2 separate regions of the Homo sapiens genome follow, and region 1 is linked to region 2. A link is a loop called in an ENCODE intact Hi-C map of the cell type or tissue named here. Cell type or tissue: heart right ventricle. All regions are shown on one strand. Links, peaks and the distances in the headings refer to the core of each region. The heading gives the core; the rest is flanking DNA.

Region 1 (11,684 bases), core at 2,572-10,571, 270 kb after region 2:
TTCATTTATTTGTTACTAGACATTGGCACTGCTGCTTCTGATGGATCCTCTCACCCTGCCTGCTGCTGTTTACACCGGAAATCCCTGTGCTACTCAAGCTGTCTTTAGTGTGGGGCGTGAACGAACCCCTCGCGTTCCGGAGGGAACAGGCTCCTCTTCAGTCCTCCCTGATGGGGCCTGGGCAACAACCTGGCAGTCGTCCCCACTCCGGGGCACCCTCCTGGGTCTTCTCCTGCCTCCCCATCAGATCCCAGCAGGACGCCCTGCAAATCCGGCTGGGGTGGGGGCTGACACTTCTGCTTCCCTAGCTTATCCGTAAATCTGCTTCTGAAGGCGAGCTGGATATTTTCATTTGTAAAATAAGAAGTTCTCAAAAGATCTGTTAAGGCTCTCCTAAAATAGGATGCTTGGATGTTAACGCCACTTTTCCCCTTCCTGCCACTGGACACACTGTGGCTGTCACACACATCTTCCTGCAGGTGTGTCTGCGCTTTGGCCCCCGCATCCAGGTAGACTCTGCAGTCAGGTGACTACATCTGGCAAGTCCTTTGTGAGACCAGGAGGCCCACTGGACCTCACACCGCACCCCCTGATGCTCTAACGCACATAAGACGTGGAACTGGCTAGGAAAGACTTAGGCAGTCCTGTTTGCTCACTTATGAAATGAGAATAAAATATTGAATTGACTGTGTTTGTGAAGTTTAATGAAAAGAATGTGTATTCTTGAGGGCAAGGATTAAAATGCACTTTTTTGTTCACTGCTCTGTATCCCCATGATGGGAGAGTGCTGGAGATGGAATAGGTGCCCAGTGACGACTTCTGAAAGCATAAAATGTCTGAATGCACTTTGTGATGGCTCAGTGAGTGGAGGCCCAGGGTGAGTGTGAGTGCACCCAGGCTCTGGAAGGTGCAGACTGAGCCCTCAAAGAGGCCTGCGGCAGGATTTTGCAGGACTTCCAAGTTAAGAGAAGACTCTTAGCCGGGCGCGGTGGTTCATGCCTGTAATCCTAGCACTTTGTGAGGCCGAGGCGGACAGATCATGAGGTCAGGAGTTCCAGACCAGCCTGGCCAACATGGTGAAACCCTGTCTCTACTAAAAATACAAAAATTAGCTGGGCGTGGTGGCAGGTGCCTATAATCCCAGCTACTTGGGAGGCTGAGGCAGGAGAATCTCTTGAACCCGGGAGGCAGAGGTTGCAGTGAGCCGAGATCGCACTGCTGCACTCCAGCCTGGGTGACAGAGCAGGACTCCGTCTCAAAAAAAAAAAAAAAAAAAAAGACTCTTGAATGCAGCTGCCGCCCTGGGTTAAGATGAGAGGAGGGCTGGGGTGAGGGCCTCCTGCAGAGGTCCTAAGACTGTGACTGTAGGACAAGGGTGACGCCTGGTCGGTCCACGGTGCGTGTGGCCCAGCCCGGCTCAGTATGATCCTCACAAATGCAGGGAGCAGCTCCCATCTTTCCCCCGCTGAACCTCTCTGGCCTTCCGCCGTCTGAACCTCCGCAGCCCTTTCGACTTTCCCTGTGTTTGCGAATGGCATTGAGGGGCCAGGAGCTGCAGGTGGGGGGGAGAGAGGGAGGGCCACAAAGGCACGCCTCCTCCTCCTTGCCGTCCTCCCAGCGAGCAGCCTCTGCTGTTTGCGCCTGAACCCCCTCCCTTCTCTTCATCACTTCAGTCCAGGTCTGTGCTTCTTTCTCCCTCAGCGAGGCCCCTGGGCCTCAGCCTGGGTCCCATCCGTTCCATCCCACAGCTGAGAAATGGCCCCAGGGGCACAGCTGTGATTGCCCCCACTCCCCCAGGAGAGCTTCCAGCAGCTTCTCTGAGAGCAGCTGCCGATGCTGGAATATTTCCTAGAGCAGGGGTCCCCAAACTCCCGGCCGTGGCCTGTGAGGAACCGGGCCGTACAGGTGGAGGTGGGCAGTGGGCGGGCGAGCATTCTCACCTGAGCTCCGCCTCCCGACACGTCAGCGGCGGGATTCGATTCTCCCAGGAGCGCAAACGCTACTGAGAACTGCGCCTGCGAGGGGGTCCGGGCTGCGGGCTCCTTAGAAGTTAATCCTGGTGATCCCAGGTGGAACGGTTTCATCCAGAAACCATCCCACCCCTTTTCTGTAGAAAAATTAGCTTCCGGCCGGGCGCGGTGGCTCACGCCTGTAATCCCAGCACTTTGGGAGGCCGAGGCGGGCGGATCACGCGGTCAGGAGATCGAGACCATCCTGGCTAACACGGTGAAACCCCGTCTGTACTAGAAATACAAAAAATTAGCCGGGCGTGGTAGCGGGCGCCTGTAGTCCCAGCTACTCGGGAGGCTGAGGCAGGAGAATGGCGCGAACCCGGGAGGCGGAGCTTGCAGTGAGCCGAGATCGCGCCACTGCACTCCAGCCTGGGCGACAGAGCGAGACTCCGTCCCCAAAAAAAAAAAAAAAAGAAAGAAAAATTAGCTTCCATGAAACCGGTCCCTTGTGCCAAAAGGTTGGGGGCCGCTGTCCTAGATGGCCTTTGCGACGGGCTCTTCTCACACGTGCTGCCTCCCGCTGTCCACTCACGAATTCCCCAGGCCAGCGATCTTCTCTGCCGCTAGGTGAACGCCCCTGGCACTCCCACTTGAGTTTGCTGTCCCGCCCTGTCCCCATCCAACTGACCTCCCAACTCTTTACTGTTTTGTCCACAAAGCAGGGCCCGGCCTGCACCAGGAGGCCCTCCAGGCCCAGGCTCTGGCCCACCACAGCGCTGCCTTCCTCGAATCCCCTGCGCCCTGGAGCGCAGCCTCCCGGGACGTGGACATGGGCGGTTCCCATCCTTGGTTATCTTTTCCTCTTCTGCTGGTCTGAGGGTGGTTCCTCGGAATGCCCACCACATTGCTATGTGTATCCCGGTGTCCAGGAGCCTTTGCAGATGGGACATGTTTAGTAAAAATGCACAGCATAGAAAATGGAAACAGACTGACATCATGTCAGTGATTTTTCCTTTAGGATTCGGCTTTTGCAGAAACTGCCCCCAGCCTCCACCTCACTGGGGGTGCGGAGCTCCCCAGCCTCTTTCTCTTTTATGGGTCTTGCCGCAGAATTTTTAAAGATCTGCTCAGTTAAGTTCTTTAGGGCAGGTCTCACTTTCTTTTTCCCACAGTGCACTAAATGCTTGCAGAATGGTAGGTGCAGGCCTGGCGGAGAGCATTCACCCATGAACGAACAGCTCCTTAGTGGTGGGGTGGAGAGTGGAACCTCGTTTCCCTGGCTCTGCTCCAGGCTTGCTTCTTGGGGATTCTTGTTACCTACAACCTAGGAGCTCCAGGGAGAAGTGAAGTACAGGCTTGGAAGTCAGACTTTCTCTGCTAAGTCCTGCTTCTGCTGCTGACTTATTCTAGTGACCTTTCTAAGCTCGGGTGTTTCATTTGTAAAATGGGAATTTAAAAGCAAACAAAATTTCCCACCTCATAGGGATATTTTGAAGGTTGAATATAGAGAAAGGATATTAAACCAGAACCATGAAAGGCAGATGTCAGGATAGCCAGGCCTGGGAGAACAGGTGAGGTTCCGTCCTGTGGAATCAGCTCAGTGAGCTCCGGCCGCCACAGGCCTGGCTCTCTGGGGCACATGGTTGAGAGCCCGAGGTGAGGCCCCTCTGCGGCTGGGCTTGGTGACGCAGCTCCCAGAGCCTGGCTGTGTTGGTGCGGATGTCTCTGCCACCTTCGCTGAGCAGCATCAACAGGCCCCTTCCCCATCCTCTCTGTCGCTGGGGTCCCTCCCTGCTCCCACTCGTCATGAGGGGGTGCATTTGCTTCTTCAGTGGCTCTTGCCTCATGATGCTGTCAGCTCTACCCCAGCAGGGTCATCCCCGTGTCCTTTCCACCCTCTCCACTCAGAATCACGGTTCCTGCCTGGGAAACCACGGGCCCTAGAGGGATGTCTGTTGCGTGAATAAAATAGGAAGGACAGTGTCCTGCCTCTCAGTTGTCAGGAAGCAAGAGGGGCCGAGAGGCCGAGCTGCTTTCCCACTCTGATTCTGAGGAGGGAAGAGTGTGGGGGAGCACCCCCCTGGGTACACCTCCATGGAATCCTAACAGCCACCCCTTCCCCATGCCCTGCCCCCAGAACTCCCGGCCTCTCCGCACCAGACAGTCGGTCAGGCCAGTGTCCCAGGGCTGCCTGGCCCATCTCTCCTTTGTCCTGTAGTTTATCTTTTCTAGTTTAGAATTATTTTTTGTCTCTTCTTAGCCATAGATGGCTTTTCCTGCATTCAAACCCTTAGACTGGGGAGTGGCTCCAGGCATCCAGGTGAGAGGCACACGGCACCGCCCCGAGAAACTCCGTGGCTCCCTGTGCATCAGCACGCTTCATCACCAATGGAACGCCCCATGGCACAGTTATCTCTTTTTTTTCTTTTAAAAATATTTTAATAGAAACTAGGTCTCACCATGTTGCCCAGGCTGGTCTCGAACTCCTGATCTCAAGCGACCCTCCTGCCTCAGCCTCCCAAAGTGCTAGGATTACAGGTATGAACCACCACATTCAGCCTTTTTGTTGTTGTTGTTAAGAAATAAAACAGAAATTTTGATGGCTTAAAGTCCCATGTTAAAAATTTTGTATTATCCATTACTAACACATCACACAAGCACTTTCCAGCTCAGGTAGTGTTTGGGGACCCAAGGCAAGCGATCATTCTGAGCTACGCTGTATGGATTAGCGAATGAAGCAGAAGCACTTGGGGAAACCGGACAGGCCCCGCGGATAGCAGTTGTGTGGTGCCTGGCAATTCCTGGCTCAGGAGCAGAGCTCTCCGCCGGGTTCCCAGAAGCTTTGGGCCCCGGTGGGCACCCCCAGAGGAGAGAGGGAGGAGCCGCTCAAGCCCCCCCACGCCACTCACGATGCTTCCTCCCTCCTGTTTTAGATCCAGCAGAGAAACCAGCCTAACGGGGAGGAGGTGCTGCGTGAGGAGCCAAGGACATTCCCAGCAAATACTTTCACAGCTTAAAAGCCACAGCCAAAAGCAGCTGCTGAGGCTACGCCAAGACGAAGGCGCATAAAATGAGGATGGACATGGTGCACGTTGGCTGCTTTGACTTGACTTCAGGGAAACCCCGTCACCCATGTTCTCTCGCTTCAGGCGCTTCTTTCAAGGCCACTGAGTGAGCGCACAGTGACAGCTGTGGCCCCCCAGGGGGTGGCCCTGTCCCGTTCCTATGCCCCAGTGTATGCACAGGGCCTCACTGCCCGGCTGGGGGCCTGGGGCCTGCATTGTAGGGTGAGAGGTAGACGAGAGGACCCCGGGGTCCTGCCAGTTGGTTCCGTCCCAGGGTGGACCCCTGTTGTCGGCAGCACCCAGGGGTCCCTGCAGACGCCGTGCTCCAGAGGGGCTGCACACGGCCACCTTGTCCTCAGCTCCCCATGGGTGCCTCAGCTCCTGAAATCATGCAGTGTGGTCAGAAGGTGGCTCCTGCTGGGAGGTGGGCACTGGGGTACTTGTCCACTCTTATGTCAAAAAGGCCCATTTTCTCATGACTTGATTACAAAGTTCCTTATTAAGTGTATTTAGTCATATCTATTAGGGATCTCCCCATCCTGGCTTCTCCTACCTTGAAAATAAAGGAACAGAACTAAGTTATGTGCGGTTAATTAAGTGCATGGGAGAGAACCACCCAGAGGACCGACGGCTCCAGGAAGCAGAGGCCACCGGTGCAGGGAGGCAAGTCCCCCATGGGTGGGGGGATAGGGGCGCCACACGGCCGGAAACTGCAGAGTCCACATTCCTGGACCCACACTGCGGTTCAGCACCGGCTTTGCCCACAGTCTCACGCTGCTTCTCTTCACTCTCAGTTAATAAAACTGCCTGCTGGGAATGACAAATAATGGTGTTATTTAAGGAGCAGGAGCCTTCAGCAAGAGTTTGGGAAACTAAATTAGGAAACAAAGACGGGCCTGAAGAATGATGCATTCTGTCCAAACGCGGCTGTGTCGGTGCTGCCAATTCCAATCCGGTGACTGCACTGCCAGCTCAGGTCCAATTTGGAAGAGAACCCTGGGAGCAGGCCCAGCGCGGCCCTGGGGGGTGGTGGCGGCCCTGGTGCGGTGACAGTGCCATCTAGCGGTGGCCTGGGGGCGGTGCTGGTCCCGGGCTCTCGGGAAAGTCCACACACCTGGCTCAGCCAAGGAGGTCAGCCCACGGCTGGTCCCGGGTGTAAATTATAAAGAGGGTGCTTACTATTTTACTCACACGTTAGTTCTGAACCTGAGACCCAGCGGCCTGTTACAGAAACGCTTCTCCAATTAAAGTCAAGTGCTGCTGAGTGTAGGTTTGGAAGTCACCAAGTTTCAGTGCGGGGAGGTTCCGGGCAGCAAGTAGTTAGGCGGCTGCTCCACCCGCTTGCCCCAGGCCCCAGACGTCTGGCACCAGGCGTCAGCACCAGGGATTCCAGATGAAGGTTCCAGCGAAAGCTTTAGAAGGGCTTCAAACCGAGCTCCGGGAGGCCCTGACATTTTTTATCAGGACATCAGCTAGAAGGGCCTTTTCCTGGAGAACATTACAGTTGGAAATAACTAAATAAGTGAAACTTTCGAAGGGGGATATGGTTAACAAGACACACAGATTGGGAAGAAAAATAAGTAATTTGAGAGGAGGTGGGAGTGTGTGTAGAAGCTTTGTTGCAGCTGGAAGGTGCTAGGATGAGAACTCACGACAAAGAGCTGCGGGTGGGAAGAGCCCAGCCAGGTGCTGTCTGCGATTCAGTATCCTCTGAACATCAGCTCCACACAGCCAGGGGCAAACAGTTTCCTTCACAGTGAGTTTCACTCTAATAACATTTTATTTATTTTACTATTCCCTATTCCACTGCTACTATTTTAATACTCTAACTATATAATATGTAATTTATATGAGACACAATACACTCCAGGTGTACACTGTTACTGTGTATTTTAATCCTATTCTTGTCACTGATTGACTCATGATGACGGAGCATCTCCTCAATAAGCAAACAGGGATTTGGTGCAGCAGCCACAGCCTGTCCTGCATTTGCCCCGGTCGCCACGAGAGCAGCTCTCCTGTGGTTCGCTTCCCGGACTCTGGCCCCAGCATATGTGAGGAAGGGCAGGAGGGTGTTCTTGGAGCCACGTGACATTTCTGCCTCTGACTGTGTATCAGATCTGCTTCCATCTCAGTGGGAAGCAATGGCATCGTGGTCCCTTCTCAAGCCAAGATCCAGAATTTGGAGGTTTTTCCCCTAAAAATATTCTGTGCCAAACAGGGTGCTCTCAAACCATGGAGAGAGGGAAGCGTTTCTAGAACAGTGACCTCTGTGGCAGGTGGACGCCTCGGCCACAGCCACACAGGCAGGTGGTGCAGAAAGTGCAGCTGTGGGTGGCCGTGTGACCACCCAGATGGCCCCCAGCTCCCAGCTCCCAGACCAGGTCCCTCCCACTGGGGTGCATGTCCACCTGCCTCAGGAAACAAAGGTCCCTCTCAAAGCCTGAGGGATGGCAGCTACCCACACAGCTCATTCCTGCAGCCCAGGGAGTCCACCTGCCTCCTGCCCAAGGGATGGATTCTGGAGCCACTGCTATTCGGCAGTGACAATCAAAACACTGTTAGGAGAAGAAGGCCTGAGAAGAGACGTTTTGAAGAGCCACTTCCATAGGTCATCAAACGTCCTATCTCTATTCACTCATCAGCAACACTTACCTCCTGTCCTCAAGCACAGTCCTAACAGGAGGGTCATGACAATGCTAACAGCAGTGGTGAGCTGCTGTAAATGCTTTACTTATCACATGCTGGCATGCTCTTCAGACTTGGCCCACTGCTCAAACAATCTATGACCATCCCATTTTACAGAGGAGAGAATCGAGACGCAGAACAGCTAACTTGCCCCAGACCATACAGTCAGAAAAGGCAGGGCTGAGTTTATACCCAGGCCATCCAGCACCAGCCTCACCCTCCACTCCTCCTCCTGCAGCCTCTCTCCATGCACCCGTGAGTGACAGATGCTACACTCGGGCCCTGCCAGTGCAGTTCGGGCAGAGGCCCCTGTGAATACACATGCCCTACAGGGATGCACATGGTCCGATGATGTGATGCTCTGCAGCATTACAGAGGGAGGTGGAGTCCGCATGGGTATTTAAAGACAGACATTTGTTTGAAGAGGACAAGGAGCAGTGGAAGGGCCAAAGAAGCCTGAGCAGCATGTCTTCAGCTTTGAATTTAGGTCTGGGTGCAACCAAGGGGCAGAGAGGCAGGGAGCTGGAGGGATGGGTAAGAGCTTATTAGGGAAGATCTCAAGTGCCTTACAGAGGAGAATGGATTTAGCTTCTAGGCAATGACAAAGGATTGGAAGCATGTAATCCTGGCAACCACACAGTAGAGTTTGCTTGGTAGAGAGCTCACTGGCAGCAGCCTGGAGGATGCTTGCAGAGGGCAGAGGGCAGTGGGGGGGGGCCAGCGAGGAAGCTGGCAGAGGGGCCTGGGGGAGGAATGAGGGAGTACAGCCTGAGGCAGCAATGGGTTCAGAAGAGAGCACCCACTCAAGAGGAGTAAGAAGGGCTGGGGCTTGGTCACCCATTGGATGGGGCTTGCTGCTTTTGCATTCCAAATTGATAGTTTGGTTGAGTATAGAATACTGAGTGTGCAATCATTTTCCTAAGAGTTTTGAAGGCATTGTTCTATTTGATTCTTGTTTCCAGCATTGCTGTTGAGTACATCTCTTAGCTTCCTTTTCTTTTGTCTCTCACTTTGTCTCTGTTTGTCCCTCTCTTTCTCTGTATCCCCACTCCAGGTTCTCAAAATTTCATGATGATGAACCTCTGTGTGGTTGGCTATGACAGTTTTATATGTCAACATGGAGAGGACACAGCATCCAGTTGTTTAATCAAATACTTATCTAAGTGTTGCTGCGAAGGTATTTTGTAGAGTGACTAACATCTACCATCAGTTGGCTTTTTGTTGTTGTTGTTGTTGTTGTTGAGACAGGGTTTTGCTGTTGTTACCTAGGCTGGAGTTCAGTGGCATGATCATACTCACTGCAGCCTCCAACTCTTGGGCTCAAGCAATTCTCACTCCTCAGCCTCCCAAATAGCTATGACCACAGCCATGTACCACCATGCCTGGTTAATTTTTAAATTTTTTGTAGAGATGATGTCTTGCCATGTTGCCCAGGTTGGTCTTAAACTCTTGGGCTCAAGTGATCCTCCTGCGTCCTCCTCCCTAAATACTGGGATTACAGGTGTGAGCCACCACACTTGGCCTAGCTGACTTTAAGTAAGGAGATTATTCTCAATACTCTCAGTGGGCCGGACTCAAGCAGTCAAAAGACCTTAAGAATATAACTAAGGTTTCCCCGAGGAAGAAGAAATTCTCCCTGTGGAATGGAACTTCTCCTGAACAAGAGTTTCTAGGCTGCCTGTCTGCCCTACAGATTTTGGACTTGTGGAGCCGGTCCCAGATGGTGTCAGCCAGTTCCTTGTGATGAACCCGTCCATATATAAATCCTACTGGTCCTGCTTCTCAGGTAGAGCCCCGGACGACATAGAACCATTTCATGATTGCGTGGCTACTCAACGAGGCCTTTATATCTGAAAACTCAAGATCTCTGCCATGGGGATTTTCCTTGTTTTCTTTCTTTGGGAATTTTCTTTCTTCCATTTGCTCTACTCTCGCTACTTCTTCAGAAACTCCTATTAGTTGATTACTAACTCTCCTGAATTCTTTATTTTTTTTTAACAAAATCTTTTATCTTCTTTTCTCATCTCTTTATAATTTATGGGACATTACCTCAATTTTACATTTTAACTTTCAAAGTAAACTTTTTATTTATTTTTTAAAATAGATATTCGTGTTCTCTGAATGTTTCTTGGGTTATGAATACAATATATTTTAATGTTCTTTCTGTTCTTTTCTGTCTGATGACAAATTATAGGTTTTTAAAAAGATTGCTCCTCTTTCCAGAAATGTTTCTGCTTCCTCTGAGCTTCTTTTGCCCCCTGGTAAGGCTGGTTTGTTTGCTTGGTTTCTGCCATGTTGTTTACTGCTTGCCTTCAGTGGCCGGAGTCCTTGGCTGTTCACGCATACATCCCAGACATTGGTGCCTGGAGGCCCTTTATCTTGAATCTGTTGGTTCTAGAGAAGAGGCCCCTGCTCTGTCTGGAGTGGCGGGGAGTGGAGAAGGCAGAGGAGCAGGAGGAGCCGCTGGATTCCCGGAGCCACACGGGACCAAGGCCTTGGGGCCTGTCCATCTCACTTGACGTTCCCATCTTCAGTACAACGGCTCATCCTGTTTCCAGCTCTTCCTAGCACTAGCTCCAGAGCTTCTGTTCTAGCTTATCCTTCTGCCGGGGAGAAGGAGGCCTGTGGCAGGGCATCCGGGAGTCGAACCCCTCTTAGACAATTCAACTACTCCTCTGTTTTCCGACCAACTCTGAATCCCCACTCTAGGTCCCAGCCTCTTTTCTATGGAGGTTCTGCATGCTCTTCACTCCTCTTTTTCTGGGTTCTTTCTTCACTCTTTCTCTCCACCCCCATCCTCTCCCTCCCCAACAGCTCCTCTGCAGGGAGCTGAGGCCTGAGCCATGTGTGCTTGGGCTGGGCGGCTCCCAGTGCTTTGTGGATGGGATGGTCTGCACTTCCCTTCCTTATTTAGTTATTTAGTTGCATTATATTTGTGGGTTTATAAGAGGAGAGTGGGTCATTTTAGTAGTGTTTTAAGATTTAGTGGAGATATATGTGATTTCAGTCTGCAGAGCTTGGCTAGGATTCCCAATAGAGATGCCTAATAAACCCAGTATTGAGGAACACACGTGCACCTTTCTGCAAGGTGTCTGCCATCTTTGTGTGGGTTGGGTCTGTTTCCTGGAGAGCGCAGGGTGTGTCCACTGTCAGCCCCTCTTCCCCAGGGATGCTCCTGCGTGCTCAGCAGGCACTTGGCTGCCACAGGATGGCGAGGGCTGGCCCTGGGACCACATGGATCTGAGGGTGGAGGCAGAAGTGTGGCCTACAGCCTGTGTCCTTCGAGAGGGTCCCCTTCCTTCCTCCAGGGACAGGATGGCTGTTGTGGTAGCAAACTCACCCTGAGGTGGTCTCCGAGTGTCAGGGGCTGAGGTGCAGGACCCGGATATCTGGGTCCCTGGCAGTCAGAAGCCACCGCCTCATGGCTGCTGCTGTGTCCACGGTGAAACCCTCCTCTCCTGTGAAGGAGCCACTGCCTCACCAGGGCTGCTGTGTCCACAGTGAAACCCTCCTCTCCTGGAGGGTTTCTCTTTCTCAGGAGCAGCTGCTTGCTGCTGAGGACTGAGTGTAATCCTAGCAGAAGGGAAATGTTTAGTTTTGTTTCTCCTTTTGCTTGCCTCTCAGGAGCCTCGGTTGTTAACGTTATCACTGCTGTGGCTTGGCTGTGTCTCCTGAAGGGATATGTTGATGGCCTGGCCCCTACACCTGTGAAAGGGACCTTATTGCACCTCGTTTTCTTTTTAACATGTGAACCATAACTCTTCTGCAAATGTGAGCTTTTGCCCTAAGCTCCTCAAATGGCATCGACACGTGGGAGGAAAAGATCCTCAATGAGGAGACACCTGTCCTGCTGCACAGCCCTGTGGCAGCTTGGCCTCCCCAGGCAGACCCAGCAGGGGCACCCAGCTGGTGGTGCTGGCTGTTATAGTCGTGGTGGTTGTGGTAGTGAGGGCTGTTGCTGCTGTTGTCAGAGCTGTGG
Region 2 (11,684 bases), core at 1,480-9,479:
TTACTGAGCTCTGGAATAAGGGAGAGAACCTCATGACATCCATGTCAGCAATAGCTTTGCAGATGCCTTCGCAAAAGCCACAGACCCCAGACATGCTAAGGACAGGAACTGCTCATTGCTTACGGACTTACTTACCCGAGCATCCACTTAGGGCCGACAGACGGTAAGATTGACGAGAAGGCCAGGAAAGGACAAAGGCTGGAAGGTGCATGTCCTCCGCACCTGCAGGCAGCTGCTGAGTTCAAACAGTGAAGGGCGTCGGGCCCAGAGAGAGCCCAGAGCCTCTGTGAACCTGGAGCTTTCCTAATAAAGTGTGCTCCCTGGGCAGTGAGAGTTTCTACAGAATGCGTGGTGTGGCCTCGGACTCAGGGGTGTGCGTCCTCCCTGTGGACAGATGGATGAAGCGGAAACTCCAGACAGACGGAAGCACGGTCTATGAAGAAAGCCTACCCAGGACACAGCACACGTGGAGATGTCAGCACATGCGGGGTTTGGGAGAGGCTCACGGTCTCTTCGCTCATGACTTCCTGCAACCAAGAATGCAATCTGCAGTTAGGGCACCGGACTGGGGGTCGTGGAGGAACACTATCCCTAGGGTTAGGGGGAGCACTATCCCTGGGAGTCAAGGAGGGAGCACTGTTCTTGGGGTTGGGGGCAGCTCCAGGCCTGGGGAAAGTGGGAGCACGACCCCTGGTGGAGCGGGGAGGGAGCACTTGACCTGGGGCTGGGAGAGACAAGTAGGTCTTGGGTTTGGGGTTCAGACCCTGCAGGTTTCCGTCTCTGCCTGTGTTGGTTTCCCGGGGTTGCGTCATGGACTCCCACACACAGGGTGGCCCCACACAGGGAATGGACACTGTCCCCGTGGCAGAGTCCAGCACTCCCAGGTGGAGGTGTCTGTGGGGCCGCGCTCCCTCTGGAGGCTCTTCGGGGCCCTTCCTTGTCTCTTCCAGGTTCTGGGGGCTCCAGGCAAACCTGACCGGGGCTGCCCCATTCCAATTCCGCTGCCTCCACGTCTCCTTTCCCTCTGTCTGTGGAAAACCCCTCCACTTCCCTTTGGAATGGGCCTGGGTTGTGGCACTCAGGCTCCCCCAGGTGGTCCAGGCAGCTCTCCTGTTCTCCAGACCCTTAATCTTTTCCCTCTAAAGATCCTTTTTCTTTCTCCACGTAAGGTCTCGTTCACAGGTTCCAGGGACTCGGATATCTTTCAGGCAATCAGTTTCCAGCCTTCCACATCGCCATGAACTTTCTGGAATAAAACCTCAAATCCTAACTAACTCTGCATTTGCACAATTTAAATAATCAATATTTACTGTCAAGAAGAGACACCTCTCAAAAACTGAAATCCTGTGATCAGTGAAATAAGTACGTCATGTGAGTATATCGATAAGCATTACACAAAGAAAGACAGAAACACACACTGCACACACACCCAAAACCCCTCACACCACCCACCACACACACACACAGCCACAAATCACTCACACCACCCACCGCACACACACACCCAAAAATCACTCACACCACCCACCACACACACACACCCAAAAATCACTCACACCACCCACCACACACACACACACACACAGCTAAACATCACTCACACCACCCACCACACACACACACACCCCCAAAACCACTCACACCACCCACCATACACACACACCACATACACGTCCCCACAGTCAAAAATCACTCACACTTCCTACCACACACACACCACACCTGCACACACACCACACAGACACACCACATACCACACCTGCACACACAGACATCACACCACCACTCCTGTTTAGGAGTATGGAAGGGCTTTCTTTCACCCGATCAGTGAAGGGGAATCAACCCTTAAGAACTACCGGGCGCGGTGGCTCACGCCTGTAATCCCAGCACTTTGGGAGGCCGAGGCGGGCGGATCACGGGTCAGGAGACCGAGACCATCTTGGCTAACACGGTGAAACCCCGTCTCTACTAAAAAAATATAAAAAAAATTAGCCGGGCGTGCTGGCGGGCACCTGTAGTCTCAGCTACTCAGGAGGCTAAGGCAGGAGAATGGCACGAACCCAGTAGGTGGAGATCGCACCACTGCACTCCAGCGTGGGTGACAGAGTGAGACTCCATCTAAAAAAAAAAAAAAAAAAAAAAAACTCTACCAACAAAAAAATGACACTTCATTGGTCAGTGACAGACTATTTAAGGATAAATATTTTTAGTCAGTGTTTAACTTATGTACATAAAAACTCAATGAAATCATAAGACAGCATTAAATAGCTTGTTTAAAATAAACCGAGGGAACTCGCCTCTTGGGAATCTTTAAAGAAAAATCTTTAAAGAATGAAACAGTGGTCAGAGCCTCTTTGCTTTACCATTAAAAAAAAATGTAATGCACTTTTCATGACTGCCATTTTTGCAGGCAATTTCAGATGCATTTTCTACCTCCCCCATCGGGGTTCAAAACGCAGTACCCCAAATGCAGCACCTTGGTGAATGGCCTGCTTTGAGCTGAGGGAGATCTGGAAGTCAACAGAAGCAAGAAGTCCTCTCTGGCCTTCACCCTTCTTCCCACTACAAAGGCCATAATGGAAACTAGGGCTCTTCTCCCTGAAAGCAAGCCGTAAAACCTGGGAGGGTAGCTCTCTGCCTCCCCGCTTCTCCCGGAAGGTTGAGTGTCTGTGTCCTGCTGGGCACCCAGGGGACGATCCCAGCACAGACCCAGGAAGGATTCTGCCAAGGGGCCTGGCCAGGCTCCCGGCTCACCAGCTCCAGGGCACGCCTTTCTGTCCACTCCCAGAACCCCCTGGTTCCTGCTTCCTTCCTCAGGCTTAGCAGAAGAATTCCGTTTCCCGGGGCCTTGGGTCCTCATGTGTGGCGGAAGGCTTTGGCTAAACACATGTGCCATGCCCTCCTGTCAGTGTGACTTTGGGTGCAGGGGTGTCCACCACGAGCCTTGCAATGGGTAAGGAGAAGGAAACTGTCTCCGGGATGGACTGGCCCCACACCCCTCCCTCCTGCCCTCACCCACCCTTGGTCTCTACAGGAGCGAGTTTCATCCCAGGCTGAGCCCAGTCCCCGGGGCCAGCACCTGTCTGCAGAGTACCTCCAGTCCTCAGTCCTGGTAAGTAACTGGATCCCGGAGCAGCTGCAGCCAGTGGCTGTGCAAGTCTGCCCTTCTGCCTGGCAGCTCTTTTCCTAGAGCAGTGATTCATACTTAACAGGCGCTCCAGGGAGAGCATAAAAGTGACCACCCCAAGGAGAAAAGCAGAGGGGCCAAGCTTTGATGGCTCCCATTGAGAAGTTTCATGAGATAATCCAAGGAGAAAGATGAGTACAGTGCCTGCCAGTAACAGTTACTCAGTGGCTTCTAGGTCCCTCCAGTCACAGTTACTCAGTGGCTTCTAGGTCCCTCTCTCGGAAACCAGACTGACATTCCTGAGGCTGCAGGGCAGGTAAGCCTTGGCCCAGAGGGAGGCAGAGAACAGGCATATGGTGCAGAACAGGCATAGTGCAGAGGTGGATGCACATTTTCCAGATTGGTTCGAATTTTTCAGGACATCCATTTTGTGCTGTGGCCCCACCCCAGCCACGTAAATAGGGACAAGTTCCACCTGCCATAGGACACCGCCCGCCCCCTCTCCAGACACCTGCCTCTTCTCTTCTGCAGCTGACAGCAGGGCTTCTCCTGCTGGGTCTGCAGGCCTCCATCAGGCCCTGGCTTTGGGGGCTCACCCCAGCCCATCTCATGCAGCACTGTTGGTGCAAAGGTGTCCCTGCTCCAGGGCTGGGCTCCTGTAGACCAGCAGAGGCTGACTGAGCTGGACCCGTGGGCTGGGGGACTTTGACCTGGTTCTGTTGAGTCAACTGACCTGCCTGAGGGTACTGCTACTGCTGTCACCCAGAGTGCAATCAATCACAGGCCCTGTGCCCGCATTTCACAGCTAAGGAATGGCAGATCCTGTGCGGGGAGGGAAGGAAGGAAGGGAGAAATGGAGGGAGGGAGGCAGGGAGGAAAGTGTACAGGGAGAGACAGAGCGCAGGGCTGCTGGATGGAGAGACCTGGACCGGGCCAGGCTTGGCCGTGTGAGGAGCGCCTGTCCTTCTAGGGACCTTGGAGATCAGGGAGCAGGCTGCTGACAAACGACTTATTTCTCCTCCCTCTGAACTCCCAAATTCCCAGAAATCTGCCTCGAAAGTGGGGAGAGCAGAGAGGCTGTGAGGTTGGACCGAGGGGGCCCACGGCCTCACCCTCCTTCCCACGTGGGCCACCCCTGGACGCTTCGTTCGCAAGCCTGATATTGTCCTAAGATGTGGTTTGATTTTTAAGGGCGGAGAGATGGGCTCAGCTGCTGGTGGAATCCAGCCCCTCCGTCTTTGCGGGATGTGGGGTCTCTGCCTCCTGCAGTGACAGCACCGGCATGACCCAGCCTGGCTTCCCGCTCCCAAGCGCGGGCACCTGCGGCCGAAGACGCGGCTCCGCAGCGCCACCTAGTGGCCGCCCAGCCTCTCCCCAAAGCGGAGCCTTAGGACGAAGCTCCCTTTCCCCGAGGTCCCTGCAGGTTTCTGTGGAGCCTGGGAGTCTGAATTACTGTCTCCCGGGTGATTCCTAACCCTGGAAACTCGCTGCTGCTCCCTGGGGCTGGTGGTCGTGCCAGTTGCTGCGTCAGAGCAGTTGGGCGCCCACAGGCTGAGGACGCCGGGGCCAGGGTGAGGGTGAGGCTCCACCTCAGGGCTCCAGAGACCGAGTTTTGCACTTGACACTTCCTTAACCTTCGAAAGCCTGATTCCTTCTTATCGCCCTGAGGGCCTGAGGTCCCCTATCTGCATGATGGAGGGGTTGGATACCATGGTCTTGAAGACCTTCCATTCCTAGGGTGACAAGATTCTAACCACATTGCACATGGAACACTTCTCGGTGCAATGACCCCAAACAACATCCCAGCCTGTGCAGTTCCCACTCCCAGAGATCCGAAAGTCGGTGGGTGACGACCCACGTGTGAAAGGGGCTCTAGAGAGCTGCCTACAGTCTCATGTCCCCCCACCCACCGCCCTCCGTGTGCTCAGCACCTGAACGTCTTCACAGAGACAGGGCAGAGTCTGTTTAAAAGGAAGCTCCGACAGTCTCCCTACGAAGAGATGGCCGCCACCTCAGGCACGTGGGATATTTCTGGGGATGGAATTGTCGCAATAATGAGGAAATCCCCTGTGGTTTAATGGGCAGAGTCCCAAAGGTGCTTGACATCCTGACCAGCACAAGGCAGCCCACCTCCTGCAGAAACTGTGAAAAAAAGGCAAGAAAAGTATACCCATAACTAATTTGAGTGGTTGTAATGTACACTGAAACAAAAAAGTCTTTTCAATTTTTTTTTCTTTTTGAGATGGAGTCTCACTCTGTCGCCCAGACTGGAGTACAGTGGCACGATCTCGGCTCACTGCAACCTCTGCCTCCCAGGTTCAAGCTATTCTCCTGCCTCAGCCTCCCTAGTAGCTGGGATTACAGGTGTCTGTCACCATACCAGCTAATTTTTGTATTTTTAGTAAGATGAGGTTTCACCATGTTGGCCAAGCTGGTCTCTAACTCCTGGCCTCAGGTGATCTGCCCACCTCGGCCTCCCAATGTGCTGGGATTACAGGTGTGAGCCACTGCACCTGACCCTTTTCCCGATTTTAATTGCACTAAACTTCCATAGAATGCTGACAGCGCATAAACATGATAATGTGTCTTTGCAATTTTCAAGCTTAAATACTTAGAATCCAAAAATATGATGAAGTGTGGAGTTTATTTGAACACGAAGTTGGAGGATAGTCACATAGGAAACACAGACTCTCAAAATGGAAAGTTAAAGTCTCATTTACATAGTCAGAGGCAGAGGTTTAACAGGTTGCAGCATTTTCCAACAAGATCAAGACATAGGTTATAGCGATTTGACTTGATTGGTCACAGCTCGCTACACTAAGGAAGCTTGTTTTAACATCCCATAAGGAAGGGTAATGGTCTTGAGGCGGTCTCACCTCTGGTACCATTCAGTCTTTCCTAATCATTACAGGACAAGAATGAGGAAGAGATTTGACCCAGAATAAAGAAGCAGAAGGTGCAGCTTCACACCATGCGACGCAGGCCCCACAGCCACGTTCCTCTCAAGGCTCAAAATCAGGTACGGTTCCAACAGCTTTCAGTTTGGATTAATTTCACATCTCCCCTTTTCAACATCAACATGATCCTTTTGAAGAAAGCTTAGTAGCTGAATGCAGATGGTTTGGGAATCTCTGTATGTTTAGGGGCTTAGCCCCAGATACTTAGGAAGGTTCACTCCTAGGACGTTGTCTCCCATGTCTAGGGCCATGTGCCAAGCTGTACAGAACTGACGGGGCATAGGCCGAACCTGGAGCCACATGAAGGAAGTGACGTGGTGACCTTGGTCAGGCTACACAGCTGCATTGTCCGTTAATGGGATTCTGTGAGTGACGATTATTTTAGTATCTTCAGTTGTGAACTGACTCCATTGCACACCAATGCCAGAGCAGGGAAGACAAAACAGGCCAGAACCCAACCAACGATTGATTAACAGCTGCTTCTGCCAAGTTCCCCAAGACCTAAACCAGCTGCTTAACCAACTGTGTGGAGAGGTTTTGGATCTGAAAGTTTTGTTATTGGGTTTTCATATCGGTAATTAATTTAGGGACATTATCTGATTCATCTGGGTTAGGGACATGACGTTCAGTCTTTGTGATGGTGCAGGTTCCCTCTGGGGCTGCAGTGAGTCTGTCTAAGGCTATACGAGCCTGTAATGCAGCCTTTCTCATAAAAGCATCTTCATTGTTTATTAACATGACACGTGGCTATCATTCAGGGCCTTTTTCAGTTAGGAGGTACACTGTCCTTCCCTTCTGGGCCTTACCTCGTCCTCCTAGAGGACCTTTTATAATTCTGGTCACTTGAGAAGGAAGTTTACATTTGCTTATTGAATTGGCCTTCAGAATCTGGCCAGTTTCAAACATTACAAATTTTGCTCAATCCACATAGCTTCAATTTCTCTTTTCAAAGAGAAACTGTTTTCTTCCTGACCAAAATTTCAAATGGGACAAAAGGTTCTAGAAACTCTAATGAATAATTCAAAACAGAACCTTAACTTCAAAAAAAAATCAAAGTCTTGAATCTGGGGTCAGCAGAATCCCAGAAGAATAACAAACAAAACTCCAAGCTTGCAGTAGGTCTTCCAGCCCTATCGAGTTAGGAATTTGTGTGGCTCAAATAAAAGTCAGAACTTCAACAAGCTGGGAGGTTCGGACCCGAGAAGATCCTTCCCAGAGGTCCGTGTTGACTCCAGCGAGGTCCGGTGAACCCAAGCCATGTGTGCTGACAGCAAGGCTCTGGCTGTTGGTGATGTAATGGGGATCACTGGAGGCCCACTTCACATCCCTTTGTGGTTAGCAAAATGCCAATCGTCAATAATGAAATTTGGAAAAGATGATTCAGTATAGAGTTTATTTGAGTGCAAAGCTTGAGGGTCATCACCTTGGAAACACAGACTCTAGATGAATGGGCTCTGCTTTTAAAGTGAGAAGTTAAAGTTTCATTTTATAAGCAGAGACAGAAGTATGACAGGGCTACAGCCTGTTTCAAGGAGGTCACAGGTTAAATCTATTTCACTGGATTGCTCACAGCTTGCTGCATTCCAAGGAAACTCGCTTTAACTTTCCACAAGGAGGAGTAATCGTCTTGAGGGGCCTCATCTATGGTACCAGTCAGTCCTTTCTAATCATTTACAGGACAAGAATGAGGAAGAGATTTGACCCAGAATCAAAGAAGTTGCAGCTTCACACCTTGTGACTCAAGCCACACGGCCACATTCCTCTCAAGGTGCAAAATGATCTCAACTTACAACAGCTTCACATCTGAATTATTTCATTTCACAGGGACTTTATACCAAGGTTCTCCACGTTGCACAAAGATCACTACACCTTCCAAAACCCTGCTCAGGACGTCTTAGTCATGCATTCACAATGGGAACTGGAAGTAAAAAGCATTGAGACTGTTCCACTGACAATTGTTTTACTTCTTTTTTATCTTCATTAGCAGGCATCAGGCAACTTTAACCAACCTTCTAGGCAGTTGTCAGTGATCATTGTCATATTAAAGTGCATGTTATAGATTATAAATTACTTTCATGTTATTTTTCCTTTATCTTACACTTACTTACAGCATTATGTTGATTTTTAAACTATATGGAAAGGGAAGTTACATGAGCTATAAATTCCCCATTACATGGTCAAGCCGCATTACAAAAGACTTGCTATATTAGAAGAGGGCAGTGGAAAGTCTTGCTTAAAATCTTAGTGTTAAAATTCTCACTAAAATGTAAGTCACTGAGAGTATCTCTCTCTTTGCCTCAGAATAAGCTGTGATGAGAGACATAGAAATAAGAGGGGTAAGTTTGGGGGTTGCACAAACAACGCTTGCTGAAGTTTTACACCCTCCCCTGAGCCCTGGGCATGGAGCTGGGGTCATGCCAGGTGGCTTTCTGGATATCATCACTTCTTCCTCGCAGAAGCCGCATTGTATGTGTATGCATATATATGTATGTGTGATGCGTGTGTGTGGTGTGTGGTGAATGTGTGTGTTCTATGGGTGTGCATGTATGATGTCTGTGTGAAGATTTGGGTTTAGAAGTCACTCCAGGCAGAAGCAGGAGGTCGGAACAATAACCACATTTTGCAGCGATTTCACAGGAAGGTTTCAAACCCACAAGGATTTCTCCTCAGCCCTGAGAGCATGAAATTAAACCGAACATTGCAGCTGAGACGAGGGGGACTCCGTTCTCTTTGCAGCGAGGGAAGGGGCCAGCACTCCAGGAAAGAGCTGCCCATGGACAGCGTCACCCAACAAAGTCTCCCATTCTGTACACAAGAACCTGTCATATCATCCTATACTGAGAGCCGTATACAAAGTCTCCCATTCTGTACGCAAGAACCCCTCACACATCATCCTATACTGAGAGCTGTATACGAAGTCTCCCATTGTGTACACAAAAACCCCTCATATCATCCTATACTGAGAGCTGTATACAAAGTCTCCCATTCTGTACGCAAAAACCCGTCATATCATCCTATACTGAGAGCTGTATACAAAGTCCCCCATTCTGTACACAAAAACCCGTCATATCATCCTATACTGAGAGCTGTATACAAAGTCTCCCATTGTGTACACAAAAACCCCTCATATCATCCTATACTGAGAGCTGTATACAAAGTCCCCCATTCTGTACACAAAAACCCGTCATATCATCCTATACTGAGAGCTGTATACAAAGTCTCCCATTCTGTATGCAAAAACCCGTCATATCATCCTATACTGAGAGCTGTATACAAAGTCTCCCATTCTGTACACAAAAACCCATCATATCATCCTATACTGAGAGCTGTATACAAAGTCTCCCATTGTGTACACAAAAACCCCTCATATCATCCTATACTGAAAGCTGTATACAAAGTCTCCCATTCTGTACACAAAAACCCGTCACATCATCCTATACTGAGAGCCATATACAAAGTCTCCCATTCTGTACACAAAAACCCGTCACATCATCCTATACTGAGAGCCGTATACAAAGTCTCCTATTGTGTATGCAAGAACCCGTCATATCATCCTATACTGAGAGCTGTATACAAAGTCTCCCATTCTGTACGCAAGAACCCGTCATATCATCCTATACTGAGAGCTGTATACAAAGTCTCCCATTGTGTACACAAAAACCCCTCATATCATCCTATACTGAGAGCTGTATACAAAGTCTCCCATTGTGTATGCAAGAACCCGTCATATCATCCTATACTGAGAGCTGTATACAAAGTCTCCCATTGTGTACACAAAAACCCCTCACATCATCCTATACTAAGAACTGTATATTAATTCCCTATTTCTCAGCCTCTGCTGGTGAAGTTTCTGCCTCTTACTTCAGAAGTCCAAGTGGTGAAGAGCCCTTGGCCCACAGGTCTCAGGGTGGTAGGAACGAAAAGGCCGCTCTGAGTCTGCAAACAGAACCTCCCTATTGTCTCTCAGAGCCATCAGGTGCCACCGGCACAGGAGTCTCTACTTACGTGAGACACAGAGGGGAGGCTCCCTCTAACTTCCAACAGGAATGCAAAATGTGCCAGGCCGGGCACGATGGCACACGCCTGTGGTCCCAGCTACTTGGGAATCTGAGGCGGGGGATCTCCTGGACCCAGTGGCTTGAAGCTGCAGTGATCCATGATTGTACCACCACACTCCAGCGTGGACAACAGAGTGAGACCTTACTTCTTAAAAAATATATATTAAACTAAATCTATGAATTACCAGGCTTGTCTAATTTCTAAGTATGAAAAGCAAAACATAAGGAAATTTTGCAGCTCGTTTCATGACTTGTTGCCTTCTTTCCTTCTAACTTGGTGTGTCATCTGAAAGAGGGCAAGGTGGAGGAGTTCTTGCCCCAGGAACATGTCATCAAGCTCTCGGCTGGTGCAGGCGGTCCATGACATTGTGTTCCCAAGTCCTCCCTGCTCAGAGCGTGACCTTGGCTGGTCCCAGTGACTCACATGCTGCTGGTTTCCATGGCAGCCAGACCCATCACTCAGAGCAACGCAGGTTGACTCAGCCCTGGTCTGTCCAAGTCTAAATTTCCTCTCCTGTAAAATGGGAATAACCTGCCTCCAATGGTGAGAATGAGGTGGGGTCGGCCAGGCAGGCAGGGAGCACAGTGAACACTGCCTGCCTTTACGTAACCCGCGAGGCCATCCCCAGTGGGGCCCAAGGCATCACAAAGGCCCCTGCTTGCAGGATGCTCAGAGTTCTCTGCTGTCTCCACAGCTGGCATCCAGCCTCACAGACACCCTCAGCCCAGATGAGGTCCTCAGTGTCCCCATGCTGAGAGTCACAGGCAGATGCCAGCAGGACCCGGCCTGCCTCTTCCTCAGGGGAGGCCTGGACGAGGCTTCTGGGTCAGGACGTGACCCTGGATGGGGCACCAGGCAGCTGCAGTGAGTGGCCAGGACTCAGGCTGTGGGGGCCTCCCTGCCCTGCGTGGGGGTGGGGTGGGGCCAAGGAAGCCCCAGGCCTTCAATTTAGGATTTGCTTCATCAAACGGATCAATTCAGGCTGAAGATAAGCAGCCTCAAAACTCTCTCCCTGGAGAGCCAGTGGAGCTTCCTGTTGGAACTCAGTCCCGTGGGACCCTTCCGGGCAGATGGTGGGGGAGGCTGTGCCCATCCCTGCCACACCTGGCCCCCATCGTGTCCCTCCATGCACCGCAGACATGTTCTCCTGCTGACCTCCACCCTGCAGACGGGCCCGGGTCTCCCCCTGACTGTGTGGGACACAGAGGGGCTCTGCCGACCCCGGGGAAGGAAAGAACGGGAGGAATGTGAAGTGCTCGCAGGACTCAGCACAGCCGCCTGGGCCCAGCCTCTCCTCCTGCAGGCCAGGACAGCTGAGTGAGATCCCCCAAGGCCCCTTCCTGTCTCAAATTTCTTCAATTTTTACAATTAAAGGAAGAGAAGAAGAAAGACGTGCTCTCCTCTCTCATGCCCATGGCTTGATGACATTTTCTTCTAAACACTGAAGATCCTCAGGTAGCTGGGATTCTGTGGCTGCTCCGAAACCCCGGCACACGGGTCCATTTTCCCAGGCCAGTGAGTCCTGGCTCCCCACTCCTGCC

Evidence for each region. A loop is a pair of places that touch in the nucleus more often than their neighbours do. Peaks named below come from ENCODE experiments on the same cell type or tissue, not always from the same donor. Only the 100,000 strongest peaks of a DNase experiment are listed, where the experiment ranks them.
Region 1: it touches region 2 in a loop (4-fold over the local background); 12 of 110 quality-filtered maps call a loop at or near these places.

Annotation. Positions count from the first base shown.
Region 1 is chr2:1,811,619-1,823,302 of GRCh38, forward strand. The region is part of intron 21 of MYT1L (myelin transcription factor 1 like); the gene reads right to left. Among named protein-coding and RNA genes, the nearest start is that of PXDN, 73 kb to the left of the region's middle. RefSeq lists an enhancer at 4,716-5,628. In heart right ventricle, for the core only: CTCF peaks have their summits at 6,086 (motif pointing left) and 6,301; DNase peaks (open chromatin) are centred at 5,023 and 6,033; H3K27ac peaks cover 2,093 bases.
Region 2 is chr2:1,546,409-1,558,092 of GRCh38, forward strand. LALTOP (lung cancer associated lncRNA targeting TOP2A) reads right to left here. Exons shown (of 7, transcript NR_198949.1): 5 at 136-527. LOC102723730 (a long non-coding RNA gene) reads left to right here and starts at 5,522. Exons shown (of 3, transcript NR_168373.1): 1 at 5,522-6,146; 2 at 6,330-6,449; 3 at 7,762-8,147. RefSeq lists a silencer at 4,402-4,511. In heart right ventricle, for the core only: CTCF peaks have their summits at 4,494 (motif pointing left) and 4,693; a DNase peak (open chromatin) is centred at 4,474; H3K27ac peaks cover 932 bases; H3K27me3 peaks cover 320 bases.